Regions from separate parts of the Homo sapiens genome. Here region 1 is linked to region 2. A link is a loop called in an ENCODE intact Hi-C map of the cell type or tissue named here. Cell type or tissue: heart left ventricle. All regions are shown on one strand. Each heading gives the region's core, and the rest is flanking DNA. Links, peaks and the distances in the headings are about the cores only.

Evidence for each region. Hi-C counts contacts between places; a loop is a spot of excess contacts. Peaks named below come from ENCODE experiments on the same cell type or tissue, not always from the same donor. Only the 100,000 strongest peaks of a DNase experiment are listed, where the experiment ranks them.
Region 1: a loop joins it to region 2, with 2.5 times the contacts of the local background. A loop is called at or near these places in 9 of 110 quality-filtered maps.

The regions. Positions count from the first base shown.
Region 1 is chr3:13,192,183-13,200,504 of GRCh38, reverse strand. It overlaps a transcript of IQSEC1 not described here. Among named protein-coding and RNA genes, the nearest start is that of IQSEC1, 120 kb to the right of the region's middle. RefSeq lists enhancers at 997-1,543, 2,104-2,724, 6,237-6,843, 6,844-7,450. In heart left ventricle, for the core only: CTCF peaks have their summits at 3,935 (motif pointing right) and 7,435 (motif pointing right); a DNase peak (open chromatin) is centred at 4,014; H3K27me3 peaks cover 1,366 bases.
Region 2 is chr3:13,088,712-13,097,033 of GRCh38, reverse strand. It overlaps a transcript of IQSEC1 not described here. Among named protein-coding and RNA genes, the nearest start is that of IQSEC1, 19 kb to the right of the region's middle. RefSeq lists an enhancer at 8,192-8,322. In heart left ventricle, for the core only: CTCF peaks have their summits at 4,486 and 4,701 (motif pointing left); DNase peaks (open chromatin) are centred at 4,213 and 4,673; H3K4me3 peaks cover 522 bases; H3K27ac peaks cover 379 bases.

The DNA of each region.
Region 1 (8,322 bases), core at 306-8,305, 100 kb before region 2:
GGAAGTCCCCTTTTCAGGTTGTTGTTGGTTACAGATGTGATCGTTGTTTCTGATCTAGAAAGTCTGAGGAAGCAGAAAGAGAAACATGAGTCTGGAGAGGCCGCTCAAGTCGAAGTCAGTGAGGGGACACGGTGGAGAATTTTCTTCCAGTCTTCCCCGGTCATGGTTTGCTCATAGTTGAAACAACTCAGTAACTGCTTATAAATGATAAGGGGGGGGAGTATGTGTGTGTGGTGTGTGTGTGTGTGTGTGTTGTATGTGGGTGTGTTTGTGTGCACGTCTGGTGTATGCATATAGTGTGTGATGTGTTTGTGTATGTGTGTGTTGTATGTGTGTGTATGTGTGTTTGGTGTGTGTGCATGTGGCATATGTGAGTAGTCTGTGGTGTATGTGTGTGTGCGTGCGCGCGCATGTTGTGTATATGCATGTTGTGTGTATGTGTGTGGTGTGTGTGCGTGTGTAGTGTGTGGTGTGTGTGATGTACATGTGGCGTGTGTGTGTGGTGTGTGCATGTGTGGCATATGTATGTGGTGTGGTGTATGTGTATGTGTGTATGGTGTGTGTGTGTGTGTGACGTGCGTGGTGTGTGGTGTATCTGTTTGTTGTGTGTGTGTGTGGTGTGTGTGTGTGGCATATGTGTGTGGTGTGCTGGTTTCCCTTGCGGGGGCTGCTTCTCCACCCTGTCCCAGCTGCTTGCAGGGGTCCTGGCAGCATTTGCCTGGAGCAGAGGGAAGGGCATCCTCACGTCCGGGGACAGCCACGGAGGACTCAGATGGGGGCAGGGTGTCCTCGTGGGCGAGCAGGTTCCTAAGGGCCTCAGGGGCCACTCCAGGCCGTGGCGCAGGAAGCCTATATGGGGCCAGTCGCTGCACAGGACCTGAAAAGTACACTGAAGGAGGGTCGCGGGGCTGGCCTTGGTCGGTGGGAAGGAGCGGAGGGGCGACCACAGCACAGCAAGTGGGGAGTGGCAGGCAGGGACACCGGTGCTGCTCAGAGCTGGGCTGTGGGGAGGATTTGAGGCAATGTCCACACAGTCCTGTGCGAGCTGCCCAGCTTGGAAAGGGGCTGCTGCTCTGCACAGATGTCCCTGGACGGCCCCTGTCCCAGGGGGTGCCCTAGGAGCTTTGGGGTGGAGGTTTGGCCCACGCCCATTTTCTCAGTCACAACAATTGGAGCCAGAGTCCCCAGCCCAAGCTGTCAACCAGGACTGCGTCAAATGTGTTGGCTCCTAGAGAAGGGGCCAGGTGCGGCCACCTCCACAAAGCCTTCTCACTGCCCCAGCTCTCTTCCATCCTAAGCCTGGCCAGTGCCTCCTCCGGGCTGAGAGCTCTCTCTGATGTGAGGCTGGTCTTACTTTTTCACTGCCATGTTGTGTCGCCTGCCCCACCAGCTCCCCCGTCCCCTCGCACCCCCGCCGTGCCATGCATGTGGCTGAATGCAGGAGTGACTGACCACACCCTTTATGTGCATGGGTTTTCATTATGGAAGCAAGTTAAAACATTACAGAGAGCTTGGAAAATACAGGCTAAACACTCGCCCGGCAGCCTCCCAAGCCCAGCCATGGTCACTCTGGTGTATTCCGTCCTGGGCATTTCTCCTCAGCAGGCTTTTTCTTTCCCAGGAACAGAAAGTGTGGGATTCTGCTTTTCTTCAGCAGAATAATAACTCCTCACTCCAAGGGCATGAGCTCCAGCAGGCACTGGCTTCAGCTCCCACGTGCCTTGCTGTGTTGGGTGCTTTGGGTGGAGGCTTAGCCTCTTCTTGTGGTGGAGAAACACAGGCTAAGACATGGCAGTGCCTTGCCCATGGTCACATGGTGTGTAAGAGGACGCAGCCAGCCGGCATGAGAGCTGGAATTCAAAGGCAGTTGGCTGTGGTATGATCCCGGCTGTAGGTCACCACCAAGCCAAACTCAGAACATGTGCATTTCCCTGTGCCACCCAGAGTGTCATGCACAGGACTCTTGGTGGTGGCAGGACATTCCAGCGGTCATCACCGCCTAGGAGCTGAGCTGCGTGAAATCTGCATCTCACTCTGGGTGGAGCCCCTTCCTGCCCCCCGCCTACCCTGGTTGGTGAGTTCTCAGACTGGATCTCTAGGCGCGGTATGCACTCTTCAGATGAGCCACCCAGAACCTCCAGGGGGACAGCCCACGGCCATCCCAAGCTTCAGAATTACTCTTTAAATATTTTGTGTTTACATGGTTGCAAGGCTTATGCTTTTGGGAGAAAAAAGCCCACAAATGGGCCATAACAAGCAGGAGAAGCAGAAAGTAAATTACCTTTTAATGTCTGGATGAGCTTGTTGACCGTAGGACTAAATTATAGGGGTCCTCTGTGGGGCATGAGCAGAAATTGTTAGAATTAGAGAAAACAGGCCACGTGGCCTGAGCTCAGCACCTCTTCACACAATTCTCCTCCAGGCAAGGGTCATCATCTCTGTCCTTTCAGACCCTGCGTGCCCACAGAGTCTAAGCCCTGCCCCGGGGCCACAGGGCATAGTCCTCTCCACAGAGAGGCCTCGGGAGGCCGGGTGCACGCTGTGCACACACATCCAAGCCGCGGGCACCACGCTCCGCTCCTGCTGGGCAGCCTTGGGCAGGCCACTCAGGCCCTCCAAGACCAGGGTTTTTCTTCCCGCTGGCTGGGGGACTCGCTCCCACCTAGCTCATGTCCAGCCTGTACTAAAGCCTAATTCGGCCTTGACTATCTTCCTTGGCCTCTCTGGACCTCAGTGTGCCCACCTGTGAACGGGGCACACTTCCCTACCAGCTTGCAATGTTGATGCCCCACCCATGCCTGGCCTGTGCACCTCCCTGAACCACTCTGCTGGTCGTAAGGTGGGATGCTGACTAGCGACTACTGCATGCGGCCGTGAAGTTATCAGGGCCTGGGTCTGGACTCTGTCAAGATGCTGCTGAATAGGGCGGGCAGCTTGGTCGTAGGGGCCCTGGTCATTATGCAGCCTGTGGGGGACATTTGAGGCCCCCAGTCCCTGTAGCCTTGTGGAGAGTGGCCTGCCCTGCAGCTGGCCTGGTGATGAGTGTTGGCTGCTGGGACACTTCAGGATGGGGCCGGGCACCAGCACGTCCTGTCTGCCAGGCTGGGAACTCAGTGCCTGTCCAGCTCAGCCCCAGTGGGGCAGGGAGCACCCCACCCTCCAGCGCCCCTGGCCATGCATCTGCCGTTTATGAAGATGCCTCTTTCCCGCTGTTGTGGGCGCTTGGGGGCTGCAAATGTTGATTTTTAAAAAATGTGTGCAGGGAGCAAGCGTTTCCCGTTCAAGTGAAGGAAGACATGGTTCATGTGCATCCCTGACCTTCCGTAGGGGATATCTGTTCAGATGTCTTCAGGCTCCTGGAGAGGCAGACAAAGCTACACAGTCCCAAGAGGAGGTAGCCTTTGATGTCCTTGCTGTCTTGGTCTATGGTCCACAGTGTCCCAGGGCACAGGGGCCTCCAGGTGGAGGCAGTGTCGTGGCAAGGGTCTTAACTGCAGCCCTCCTCAACTCTCCCTACGCATCCTGCCTCAGAGAACACCCTTCCTGCCTCTGAGCTGGGTCTGCTGCCCGGTGACACCCCCACCCGGATCCCACAGACTCTCCTGCTCCCCCTGACTTGGGACAAGCCTGTGTGGCCTGAGAGACAAGGAATAGAGCCCCTGCGGCTGCTTCTTTCTGGACTTCCTGGGATGGGCTCTCCAGCCTGCTCCCCACCACACACACACACACACACACACACACACACACACACACACGCACACACATGTACATACACACGCACGCGCATGCCAGGGATATTCATTATTCATTCACTGAAAGATTTACCTTTCATTTGCAAAGGGAATCAGAAACGTGTGTTCTTCTCATTGGGAAAGAAGCAGGGAGACTTGGCAGGCTGCTCACGCAGCCCTCCCTGTGGCCTGTTCTCCAGGAGATGGGGCTGAGTGACAGCCAGACGTGCAGGGCAAGCAGCCTGGGAAATGCTGCAGTGACAGGAGCCTGTCTCAGAGGCGCTCAGGAAGGAAGCCACATTGAGCCCTCGGTTGAGGAGGAAGGAAATGTGCACCTTGGGGAACAAAGCTTGCCAAACCTTAGTGGTGTAGAACAGCAGGCTTCATGCGTTACCTTTCCTTGTCTCTGAGGTCAGGATGGCTTGCCTCTGCTCCACAACGTCTGCGGCACCAGCTGGAAGAAGACTCAGAGGCTTCAGGTGCCTGGATGGCTGGGCTGGGGTCACCTGAAGGCTCTGTCACTAACGTGTCTCGGTCGATGTTGGCATCCTCTTGGGACCTAGCTGAGACTATGGGCTGGCACCCCCTCCCAGGCTTCCCCACGTAAACTGGGCTTCCTCACAGCATGGTGGCTGGGTTCAAAGCGTGAGTGTCCCCAGAGAAAGAGAGAAAGAGAAGAGGGAGGGGACAAAAGCACCAGATGGGAGCTGTATTGCCTCTTTTGTAAAAAACCGAAACTCTTAGTAATTTTTTAAAAAAGTAACCTTCTATTCAGAGACCATTGTAGATTCACATGTAGTCATAAGAAATAATACAGACAGACCCACGTCCCCTCCACCCAGTTTCCTCCAATGGTAACATTTTACAAAACCACAGTCTAATATGCCAGCTAGAAGTATTATTGATACTGATACCATCCCCCCATCTTATCCACATTGCCCAGTTTTATTTGTACTCATTTGTGGGTATATTTAGGATTATGCAGTTTTGTCGTGCCCACCACCACCGTCAAGATGCAGAACGGTTTCAGGACCACAGGAACCCCTCATGTTGCCCTTTGACAGCCACATCCACTTCCCTGCACAACCCCATTTCTGTAATTTTGTCATTGCAAGAATGTTGTCTCTGTGGAATCATGCAGTGTGTAACCTTTTGAGATTGGCTTTCTTCACTCTGTGTAAATGTCCTTGGCTTCTGTCCAAGCTGTCGTGTGTATCCATAATTCATTCTTTTTGATTGCCGAATAGTGTTCCATGAATTGGATTCGCCACAGTTTGCTTTTTAAGTGCATTTGAGTACAGTTACTGGGTCATATGGTAATTGCATGTTTAGTTTTATAAGAAACTGCCAAACTGTTTGCCACGGAGGCTGTACCATTTTATCTTCCCACCAGCAGTGCCTGAGTGATCTAGTTTCTCTGTATCCTCTCCGGCCTCTGGTGTCACCACTCTTTCTTGTTTCAGTCATCACGGTAGGCATGCAGTGGCATCTCATCTTGCATTTTCTGCGTGTCTTACAAGGCTAACATCATTGAACCGTTTCATCTGCTTATTTGCCATCTGTGTATCTTATAAAGTGTTTGTTTGTGTCTTTTGCCCATTTTCTAACTGGATTGTTTGGTGTTTTACTGTTCAATTTTGAACATTTTTTATATTCTAGATACTACTCGTTTGTCAGATGTGGGATTTGTAACATTCTCCCCAGTCAGTAGCATGCCTTATCGTCCTCTTGACAGTATCTCTCACAGAGCAAACATTTTACAATTTTGCTGAGGTCCAACTTCCTGCTTTTTCTTTGTGTGGATTGTGGGTTTGGGGTCAAGTCTATGAACTCTTTGCCTCAGGCTAGGTCTGGGTTTTTTTCCTATGTATTTTTCTAAAGGTTTTGTGGATTGACATTTTCCATTTAAGCCGATGATCCACTTTGGGTTAGGGTCTGAGGTTGAGGCTGGAGTTTGCTCGTATTGCCTGCGGATGTCTGAGCCTGGAGGTCCCTCGGTGCCGTAATTCCCTGTTTGTTCTGCGGGTCAGGTCTGTTAGGAAGGCCTGCCAGATTCAAAGGAGGAAGCACGGACCTCGCCTCTCAGTCTTTGGAAAATACAGTCTACCTCGAGGGGTCTCCTCTGGGGTTTCTGGGTGGGCACCCTCCAACTCGGATCATAGGTTTGTGGTGGGCCTTACATGTTAACTACATGCTTGTAGAAAGCAGCTCTGAGAAGGGGGGTGGAAAGCGAGTTGGGGCGCCTTGACAGGAAGCAGCTGGCCCTGCGAGGGAAGTTTTAGGAATCACAGAGCGGTGGGCAGTGCCTGGCCTGGCACGCTGGGAGGAGGCACTCCCGGCACCTGAGGGACAGGGGACAGGCGGTGTCCCCAGAGCCCAGTGAGAGTCAGAGCATAGGAGAGGCTGCCTCACACTGGCTTCTGCTGTAGGTCAAGAAACACGGGAATAAACCTGCAGCCCAGCCGGGAGGCAGCTGCGGAGTGAGCACCCCAACCTCCCCTGCCTCTGCTGGCACCCCCCACTGACTCATTCCAACTGCTCCCGGCTGAGTTACACACCCCCAAATTCATAGGCTGAAGCCCTAACCCCCATAACCTTAGAACGGGATGAGGAGACAGGGCCTTTACAGAGGTGATTAAGGGGAAATGAGCTCGTGGTGGTGGCCCTAATCCAATCTGACTGGTGTCCTCTTAGGAAGAGGGGATTAGGTCACAGACACACACAGAGGGAAGACCATGCAGAGACTCAGGAAAGGGGGCTGTCGGCCAGCCAAGGAGGGAGAGAGGCTGCCAGAGAAACCACCCTTGCCAACCAAAGCCTTGCTTTCCGAATTCCAGGCTCCAGAGCTGTGAGGAAACCAAGCTTGGTCTGTGGCCGAAGCCCCAGGGCATGGTCCTTGTCAGCCCGGTTGACTGATGGACACTGGAAGCTGCTGGCCGCTGGTGGAGTCACACAGGCCAGGTCTGGGTGTGAGCAGGTGCAGGCAGGAGGGTGTGGGGCCGGGGGAAGTGGGACAGCGTCCAGCACAGCATGTGTCCAGGGAGAGCCCGTTGGAGGAGGGAGGCTTAAGCTCTGACATCAGCCTTTGGTCTCCAACTGCCTCTTTCCCGCATCTTAAGTGTTCTAGACCCCTAAGCTTGGCACACCCCAAACTGAACTCATGATACTTCTCTCCTCACCCCCTAAACTGCACCTTCTGTTCCCCTCCCTTTCTTCCTGTCACCCTGGCGGCCTGGGCTGGCACTCCTCTTCGTCCCCTCTGTGCCTTGTTCCCAGTCACCACCCGACCGTCCACATCCTTCATCCCCCAGCGTGCTCCCCTTCCTGTGGTCACCACTCTGTAGCCAGAGAGCTCTTTCCAAGCCACCTCTGATCTTTACCTTCCTAGTTTAAAACTCACTGGTGGATTTCAGACCTCCCACCCCCAAATATGTATTCAGAATGTAAAAGACATTGCCACAGGCCGGAAATGGCTCAGAAGCGCAGTCATCAGTGGGGCTGAAGCTGTGGATCTGTTGAACTCCACACTCACAGGCAGAGAGGGAGCTGGTGGGCGACAGGGAGCAGAGATGCCCATGAGAGTCCGGGGAATGGGGCAGGCTCTGTGTGTGAGCCCCGGGCAGGTGGGCATCCTGTGCTCGTAGGACAAGGCTGAGAAAAGACACTGCCCATCCCTGCTGCAACTGGGTTCCTGTCTGGCCACTAGGGGCTGGAGGATGCACTGCATGCAGCTACATGGCCAGGACTGGACCTTCGCCCACTGCCCAGAGATGGCCCCTGTTGCTGTCACTGGGAACAGAGGTCCTGGATGCCAGCGTGAGGCCTCACTCTGGTTCTGCACTCAGGCCTCAGGGGAGGTGTTGCTGCTGGGAGCAGGGGTGAGGCAAATGCTCCCCCTCAAGGTGAATCTGCAAAGCAGAACTCCAGAGCTGACACTGAGCAGGGCCCCAGCAAGCCCTACGTGGGAGAGGAGCCCAGCCAGGTGGACACACAGGGCCTGTGGGAAATGTCTACACAAGAAGTGGAGTTTGGGACTGTGTCGGGGGCCTCCATAACAAAGTGGGTGGCTCCCAGCCACAGAGCTGTGAAACCTCTCACTGCCCCCGCAGGCTGGTGGTCTGAATGCAGGGTGAGTCCTCTTGGGGCCCCGAGGGAGAATACTCACCTGGCCTCTCTCCCAGCCTCTGGGGACGGCAGGTGGTCCTGGCGCTTCCTGCCTATACCTGCTTCCCTCCTGTCTCCACCTCCACCTCCGCAGGGCTGTCTTCCTGCATCTTCACGTCGTCCGTCCCTGCGTGCATCTCTGTCCAAACTTCCCTCGCGTTATAGACAGCAGGCATATTGGACTGGGGGACCCCTACTCCAGTGTGCCACATCTTACCTAAGACATCTGCAATAGCCCTGCTTTCTTTTCTTTTCTTTTTTTTTTTTTTTTTGAGACAGAGTCTCGCTCTGTTGCCCAGGCTGGAGTGCAGTGGTGCGATCTCGACTCACTGCAAGCTCCGCCTCCCGGGGTCACGCCATTTTCCTGCCTCAGCCTCCTGAGTAGCTGGGACTACAGGCGCCCGCCACCATGCCTGGCTAATTTCTT
Region 2 (8,322 bases), core at 319-8,318:
AAAAAATTAGCCAGGCGTGGTGGCGGGCGCCTGTAGTCCCAGCTACTTGGGAGGCTGAGGTAGGAGAATGGCGTGAACCCTGGAGGTGGAGCTTGCAGTGAGCCGAGATCGCGCCACCGCACTCCAGCCTGGGCAACAGAGCGAGACTCCATTTCAAAAAAAAAAAAAAGAAAGAAAGAAAGGCCTAGGAGAGGGCCTTAGGTGCACAGCAGGTGCTCATTAAATGATGGTTGTCTGTCGAAGGCCCAGCACTGGTGGGAGGGTAGCTGGGGCAGCTTCTGTGCCTCCTTCAAGCGTGACAGTGCTATTCTGGGTATGTAGCCAAGTGGCTGGGACTGTGCTGCCCTTTGCCAGCATGGTCTTCGGAAGCACCAGGAGGCTGCCGTGCCTTTGCTCATGTTCCTTCCTCTCTGGGGTGTGTTTTCTTCACATAAACCCCAGGCCACAGCGAACTCATATACATCCTTCAAAACTCACCTCATATGGCACCTCCTCTGTGGTGTCTTCCCAATGCTAAGTCAGCGTCTTGCCCTCTATGCCCCCCAAATACTTGATTCTTGCTAGACTGCGAATCCCTTCTGGGAAGGGCGTGTGCCCTACACGGCCCAGTGTATGGTGACAGAGTAAATTTTGTTGAGTGAATAAGCAAAGGAATGAGTGAATAAATGAATGGATGGTTCTCACAACACTGACCCTGCCCTGAGATCACTTAGAGGCCTGTCCCCCACATGCCCCACCTCCAAGACTGTGAGCTCCCCAAGAGCTAGGGCGTAGCCTGGAGGTCTTACCTGTGCCTCCCACTGCCCAGGTCAGATCTTGGTACACACTAGGTGCTCAATACGTGTCTGAATGAATGAGAAGAAAAAGAGGGGATAGGAAAGCTGAGTCTACACTTGGGACCTATGAAGAGCCAGGGAGGGTGCTGGGCATTTTCACCCATGGGGTCCTTTCTCTGCCTCATAGCAGCCCAGATCACAGATGCGGATACTGAGGCAGGAGGAACCAAGGATGTGCAGGAGCCAGGATTGAAGCCATGGAGCTTGGACGACTCAGAGGGTTCTTCCCACCCCATCATGATGCCTTCCAAATGAGGGAATGCAGGCATGTGTGAATAAATCAGTGAATGCATGAGGTCTCACGTGAATCTCGCCGCCCCTCCCTCAGCCTCATCCTTCCCAGGCCTCTCTCCTCTGCAGCTGGCTCAGCGCTTTTGCGTGGGGCTGTGGAATAAAAGCTGCCCCGCCCGCTCCCTGCCAATCAGCCTCCATTGTCCTGCTGCATCTGGAGCCCTCTGCAAATTGCCCGTCCCGACAGGCGTGCTCAGCATCCTCTGAGGAAGGACGTCCCCACCTCTTTTACAAGCGCCAGTTCCTAAAAGGCTGGTGATTGCGTCCTCAGCGTCCCCACCGAGCCACCCAGTGTCATGGAGTGGCGGAAAAGGCCCCAGATGGCTGGGAAAGGAGGGGGGAGTGGCAATGATTATCACTGAGCAGGAAGCAACTCGGCCTCTGAGGAGGCGCTGGGTATGCATTAAGTAGGAAACACATGTCTCAAATGTTCTTAGCTCTGTCCATCAGCCCCCGGTGCTGCTGTTTCCACGAAGCCAGCACTTCCCTAAAGGAGCGCACACCAGCATCGCCAAGGCTGGTTAAATCCCAGATGGCTGGGCCCCACCTCAGGGTTTCTGCTTGGGAGGTCTGGGTAGACCCGAGAATGTGCATTTTTCACAGGTTCCTCAGAGATGCCCTGGGAGGTGGGGGTCGGGGATTGACCACACCTTTCCAACTCCCTGGGGCCTTCAGGAACGACGGGGACCATGCCAGGCTCACCTCTGGGAAAGACAGTGTATACTGTGGACCAGACTACACATCGCAGCCTGGGGTCCACCCACAGGCAGAGATGGAGGTAGATTCTTGGGCTGGTTGACTTGTGGAGCATTGTTATTAAACTGCAGTAAACCAGAAGCAAGGTGGAGAGGAGGGGGGCTCTCGGTGCAATAGCGTTTGCCCAGGTGTGGCTCCAACAAATGGTCATGATCACCACCGAACAAAACCGCAGCCACAGCCACAAGCTTAGGAGCACTTGCTGGGCTCCTCTCTCAGCGTGTGGCCTGCAGCTGGTTCAGTCTGTGTCCATGGTCCATCGAAATGTATCCCTTGCCTGGGGAGGTAACAATTGAACTCAACTATTGATCTTCCCTGAATTCCCAGTGGAGGCCCAGAAGGGTCAGGTGCTCTCGGCAGGTCACACCGTGCTCAGTGGGAGAAGATCCCGGAGCTCGTGGCTGCTGGAGCCTGTCAGCCTGAGTTTGAGCCCTGCAGCCCTCTGTCCAGTAGTATGGCCAGGAACAGGCCATACTCCTGATTTATCTGTCCTCAGTTTCCACAACTGTATTATGAGGGGAATGGTGGAAGCAGTCTCACAGGCTGATCCACGAACAGTACTTAGTGCAGGGTCTGGCACCAGGTGGGGGGTGTCAGGAGGAGAGAGAGGTTGAGTGGACACAGATCTTCCTGACAAAAAGGAACAAAATTAAAGGGGCTCAGACATCACTCTGCATCTCGCCAGCCTCTGTGGTTTGTGTTTTGTATATGATTGGGGGAGGGAGTCTAGAGCAGGGATGGGACTTCCAGGTGGCTCCGGGAGAGGGGTGGAAGTGAAATCCTTCTTTTCAAGGTCAGCCCCTGCAAGCCTTGCCTTCGCCTTCCATCTGGAATGCCTGATCACTCATCTTCCTGTGTTAACTTTCTCATCCTTCAAGGCCTGATGCAGTCCCTGCCTCTTCCATGATCTCCCTGCCACAAGTGCCTTCCATCCTAGAACTCCCACAGCACCGGCTTCTCCACTGTGATACGAGGTGCCACCTGCTACCATCGGTGTATCAGTGAGGACCCTGATCGGATGTCACGGTTCTCTCTCTCTCTTCATCCCTCAGCCCTGTTTCTTCATTCTTGGGAAGGTTTGCTCTTACAGTATAACACGATAGGCACCAGGAACCCCAGGCTCACAGCCAGTTAGTTCAGTGGCCCCAGCCGGAAGAGGTCTCTTTTTCAGATCTGCAAAAGCGCCAGGGCTGACTCTCATTGGCCTGACTCAGGTTACAAGCCCATCTCTAAGCCAATCACTATGAAGAACAGAGGGATTTATGCTCTGATTGGCCAGGCTGGATCACGTGCACATCCCTGGACCTAGAGGGTGCTGAGAACGGACAGGGGGAGACCTAGCGGAGTCACGTGGACCAACAGTGGGGAGGAGGTTCAGGGATAAGAGGGGCTGGATGCCAGACAGTGGATCCAACTGTGTATGCCTCAGTCGTCATCAGTGCTCGGGCCTGATCCTGCCGCCAGGCTGTAGCTGCATGCGTCTTGTGTCCCCTTGTCCAGGGTTTGCCACACACCCCATGTGCTGGATGAAGGGGACACACGTAGGAATCACACTGAATAACCTCCTCCCTCGTGGCATCCCCTGAGCTTGGGGAGGAGGCAGCCCTGCCTCCCCAGTTCCTGCCCTGAGCCACAGGGACCAGTTACTTGGATGAAGCCCCTCGTCTGCGCATGGCAGGAGGTGGAGCCCAGCTCCTCCTGTGGAGGAAGCTTCCTAATGGTCTCCCCTGGGGCCCGGTGAGGACATAAACTCTGCATCACTGAAGGTGCTGGGGCTCAGATGGCACCGCCTGGGATGCTGGAGGAGCATGCATCCCTGCAGCAGGCAGGGCTGGGATGGAGGCCCCAGGTCTCCTTCCGTCCTTGAGCCCGATTAGTCTTGTCAGGTATGGGGCTGAGGCTCTGGCTGAGGGACGATGTCTCCTTTATAAGTGAGTTTGTTTATTTGCTCTTAATGCCTCTCTGTATCCTCTCGCCTCCCCAGCTGGAGTTGGTGAAACCACAGACTGTGCCCTGGGCAGGGGCAGGACCTGTGTGGAGCCACCGAGATGTGATTTAGTCACTTGTTACCTGGGTTAGGCTAAAATAATCCCAAGTACTGAGATGTTGCCAAGAAGACACAACACAGAGATAGGACCCTGAGGACTAGGAGCAGCTTGTGCCTGGGTGCTGGGGGCCTCTCTGAGCCAAGAGCTAAATAATGGGAGGAGCCGGCTACGGGAGGGGGAAGAGTGCTCGCGGCAGAGGGAACAGCAAGGGCAAAGGCCCCGGGACTCGAAGAAGTTCGGCCTTGGAGATGGAAAGTTGGCCAGCGTGCCTGGAGCAGAGTGAGGAGGGGCTGGCACTGGGACAGGAACCCTGCAAGGTGGGTGGGGCCAGAGAGCGCAGGGCCTGAATGTTGGTGGACTGTTTTACGCGAAGAGGCCACCATCAGAGGGGTTGATAGAGGAGACACCATTGAGATTGTTCTGGTGAGGGAACAGAAATAATTCGGGTTAGGGGCTAAAATTGACTTCTCCCATTATTTAGCTCTTGGCTTAAATGTCGCCGTCTCAGAGAGGCCCCCAGCACCCAGGCACGCGCTGCTCCTGGTCCTTAGGGTCCTGTCTCTGTGTTGTGTCTTCTTGGCAGCATCTCAGTTCCTGGGATTATTTTAGCCTAACCCAGATGGGGAGAGGACATGTGGCCAGGGAATGAGGCCTGGGCAGGCCTGGGAAGGAGCCAGGTCAACAGCGTTCTGGGACGTCCGTGGTCAGCCGGGGCGTGTTTTGCAGGTATCTCTTTGCAGGACTTTGCAGCAGCCGCGCGCTGCCCTCTGCTGGAACTTCTGAGCATTACACCTAGCGCCTTTGAGCTGTACTAACCCCAGAACTTACTTCCCTGAGCACTTTATGGAAACACCCCCGTGATACGGTGTCCTCAGAGCTGGCAGAAGCTCACAAGGTCTTCTTCTCCTGCCTGGTATGTCCCTGCTGGCTTGCTTAGCCCTAGGCACAGGCATCTCACTAGCCCCTTTTGATGCAGTCAGTTCTGACCCTGCACAGTGCAGGGCAATTGACCCCGCGCAGTGCAGGGTAGCTTGACCCCAGAAAGAGCTGTGCTTAGCTTCCTCCTGGCCTCGACCATGCACAGGCCCTTAGAACTGCCTGGGGGGCCTGGGGACACTGACCACCTCCCCCATGACTGCCCTGCTCCAGCGCCTCCAGGTCCTGCCCACCCCGACCCCACCCAAGCTGCCCTCCCAGACCAAAGAGGAGACCTGGGAGGAAGCCTGAACAGTCTAGGCTTCCACAGAGGATGTGGCTTTCCTAGGAAAACCCCTGAAGACTCCCCAAATGTGCCACACGTGTCCTCTGCCTGCCTGTGTCTTTGTTTTTTATGTTGGAGCTTCAGGCACCTCTCAGTTTCCCTGAATACAGAGGGAGGGCTGACAAGGGCCTGGTCATAGGAACAGCTGGGGTGAACAGACAGGTCAGCGGGGGCAAGGCTGAGGCACAGCCAAGTCGGGCTTCCTGGGAGCATTGTGGGCCCGTCCCACCTGGGCTTCTGGGTCCTTTCACACCCCAGCCCCTGCTCCTGCAGTAGTCACAAAGGAGGGCTGTGCTCAGGGAGGGCAGGGAGGCCAGGAGGCCAGGGGAAGAGATGGGAGAAAAGATGCATGGGTTTCAGTAGGCCCAAGCCCAAGTCAAAGGCCCAGCAACACTGTCCTGGGTCTCATTCCAGCATCTGTCCTGTAAACAAACTCCCTCATTCATTCGGCAAATATTTTTTGAGCATCTGCTATGTGCCAGGCACGGTCTATGGCTTGAGCCTGCTTCAGTGAATAAAACAGACTCCCCTGGCCTCCTGGAGTCTGTATGCCAATGAGGAAGGAGGACAGCAACCAGCAGCCTGGCAGAGAGACCGATGCTGCTGCCCTCGGAGAGTGGTGACGGGGTCAAGGCATGCACCTGAGTGAGCGATGGCGTAGGGAGTGCAGGACAGAGGTGGGCAGGAGCCCTCCCTGAGAGAGTGTCCACTGAGTCAAGACCGGAGTGACGAGAAGTCTTTACAAACCTCTCTGGGAGAAGGCCGTAGAAACCGAGCACAGAATGGGTCATCAGGGCAGAGGAGTGTGGGCGGTGAGGAGGAGGCCAGGCCAGCCAAATCCAAATTAATCTTCCTCCTGGCTGGTCAGGCAGCTCCGTGCAGTCTTCCAGTGCTGTCCCCGCGGCTGGGGTTCAAATTCCGCACAGGGCTTTTGGTCAAGGGAACTGTGGATACCCGGGTTCCATTCTCAGCCTGTCTGTGCCTGAGTGTCCCCGGCTGAGGTCCTTCTGAGCTCAAGGATCGAAGTCTAAAATCTCTACGGAGCTCATACGAGTCACAGGGTGCCAGGTCCCCTTAGTGTGCCTCCTCAGGCCCAGCAGAGCACCTGGCACATGGCAGAAGCCCAGCAAAGTCCCTTTAAATCAACACCAGGCTGTGGGGAGGGAGAAGGGGCTCTCGGGATGTGGTGGGCTGTAGAGTCTCTCAGCCCAGCGTGGGGCCTACCTCTACCAGGACCTGCCCCTGCACCAGGCCTGTCACCAATCACCCCACAGACTCCATGAGCATGTCCTGTGGGGGACTTGCAGCCAGTGGGTGGCACACATGGACACAGAGAGGTGCAACACGGGATGGGGGTGTGCCTGAGTGCTGGGACTCACTGGGGAGCAGCACCTTGAGCTCAGATTGCAATCATTCATTCATACATCCACTCACTCATTCAGTCACTCATTTCACATTTTATTAAATACCGGTGGTATTCCAGGCACTAGAGTATAGTGAATAAAACAGACAAAAATCCTTACCTTCATGAAGCTAGCGTGCTAACAGTAGGGAAACAAACCAAAATATAGAATATAGAAATTTAAAATATACAGTAGTTTGTTTTTGTTGTTTTATTTTTTTTGAGACAGAGTCTTGCTCCGTCACCCAGGCTGGAGCGCAGTGGCGCGATCTTGGCTCACTGCAAGCTCCGCCTCCCAGGTTCACGCCATTCTCCTGCCTCAGCCTCCCGAGTAGCTGGGACTACAGGTGCACGCCACCACACCCCGCTAATATTTTTTGTATTTTTTAGTGGAGACGGGGTTTCACCGTGTTAGCCAGGATGGTCTGGATCTCCTGACCTCGTGATCCACCCGCCTTGGCCTCCCAAAGTGCTGGGATTACAGGCGTGAGCCACCGTGCCCGGCCTAAAATATACAGTGTTTTTAAAAGTGTACAATTCAATGCTTTCTAGTAAATTCACTGAGTTGCACAACCATCCCCACAATAGGTTTTAAAACATTTTCATCACTCCAGGCAGAAACTCCATACCCATTCGCAGCCGTCCACATACTCCCTAGGCCTCCTCCCATTCCCTGGCAGCCACTCATCTGCTTTCTACCTCTATGGATTTGCCTGTTCTGGACATTTCACACCATTCGAATCATAGAAGATGTGTCCTTTTGTGTCTGGCTTCTTTAACTTAGCATCATGTTTCCAAGGTTTATCCATGTTGCCACATATATCGGTACTTCATTTCTTTAAAAACAATTTTTTTGAGACAGGGTCTCATTCTGTCACCCAGGCTGGAGTGCAGTGGCACAAACACAGCTCACTGAAGCCTTGACCTCCTGGGCTCAAGGGATCCTCCCACCTCAGCCTCCTAAGTAGCTGGGACTACAGGTGTGCACCACCACACCTGGCTAATTAAAAAAAAATTTTTTCTGTAGAGACTGAGTCTCACTGTGTTGCCCAGTATGGTATCAAACTCCTGGGCTCAAGTAATTCTCCAGCCTCAGCCTCCCAAAGTGTTGATATTACAGGCATGGGCTAGTGCTCCCCAAATTTTATTTCTTTTTATGGCTAAATAATGTTTCATAGTATGGACAGATCGCATTGTTTATCCATCATCTGTTGATGCACACTTGGGTTGTTTATATTTTAGGGCTGTGTGGTTTTATAGTGACAAGTGCTAAAGTAAAAGGCCAGGATGGGGTGTGGCAGTGTATTTTGGGGAGGGGCCCAAGGGGGCCTCCTGGCCAATAGGAGAGGAGTGGGCCAGGCCAAGTCAGGGCATATGTCCAGCGGTTACACACCTGTCGTTACAATACTGAAATCTTTTCATGCCCCTGGGTTAAAGCCCACTGTCTGGACCCCCAGAGGGGCTCCCACTGCTGCTGTCTCTGTCCAGCCCTTCTCCTGGCCCTCTTCAGATGTCCCTAGGATCTGCAATAAAGGAGTTAATACTTAGCCTAGCAGGAGGTGTTTTGGAGTGGTGGGGGCCAGTGCCTGTGTTAAATATTTTGAATATCCCCCTGGGCAAAAAGCATGACACATGCAAAGGCCCTGGGGCAGGAGAGCCTGGAGCTGGAGCTGGAGAAACTGCAACAGGCCAGTGTGCCCGAGGCAGAGTTAGGAGGAGGATAAATAA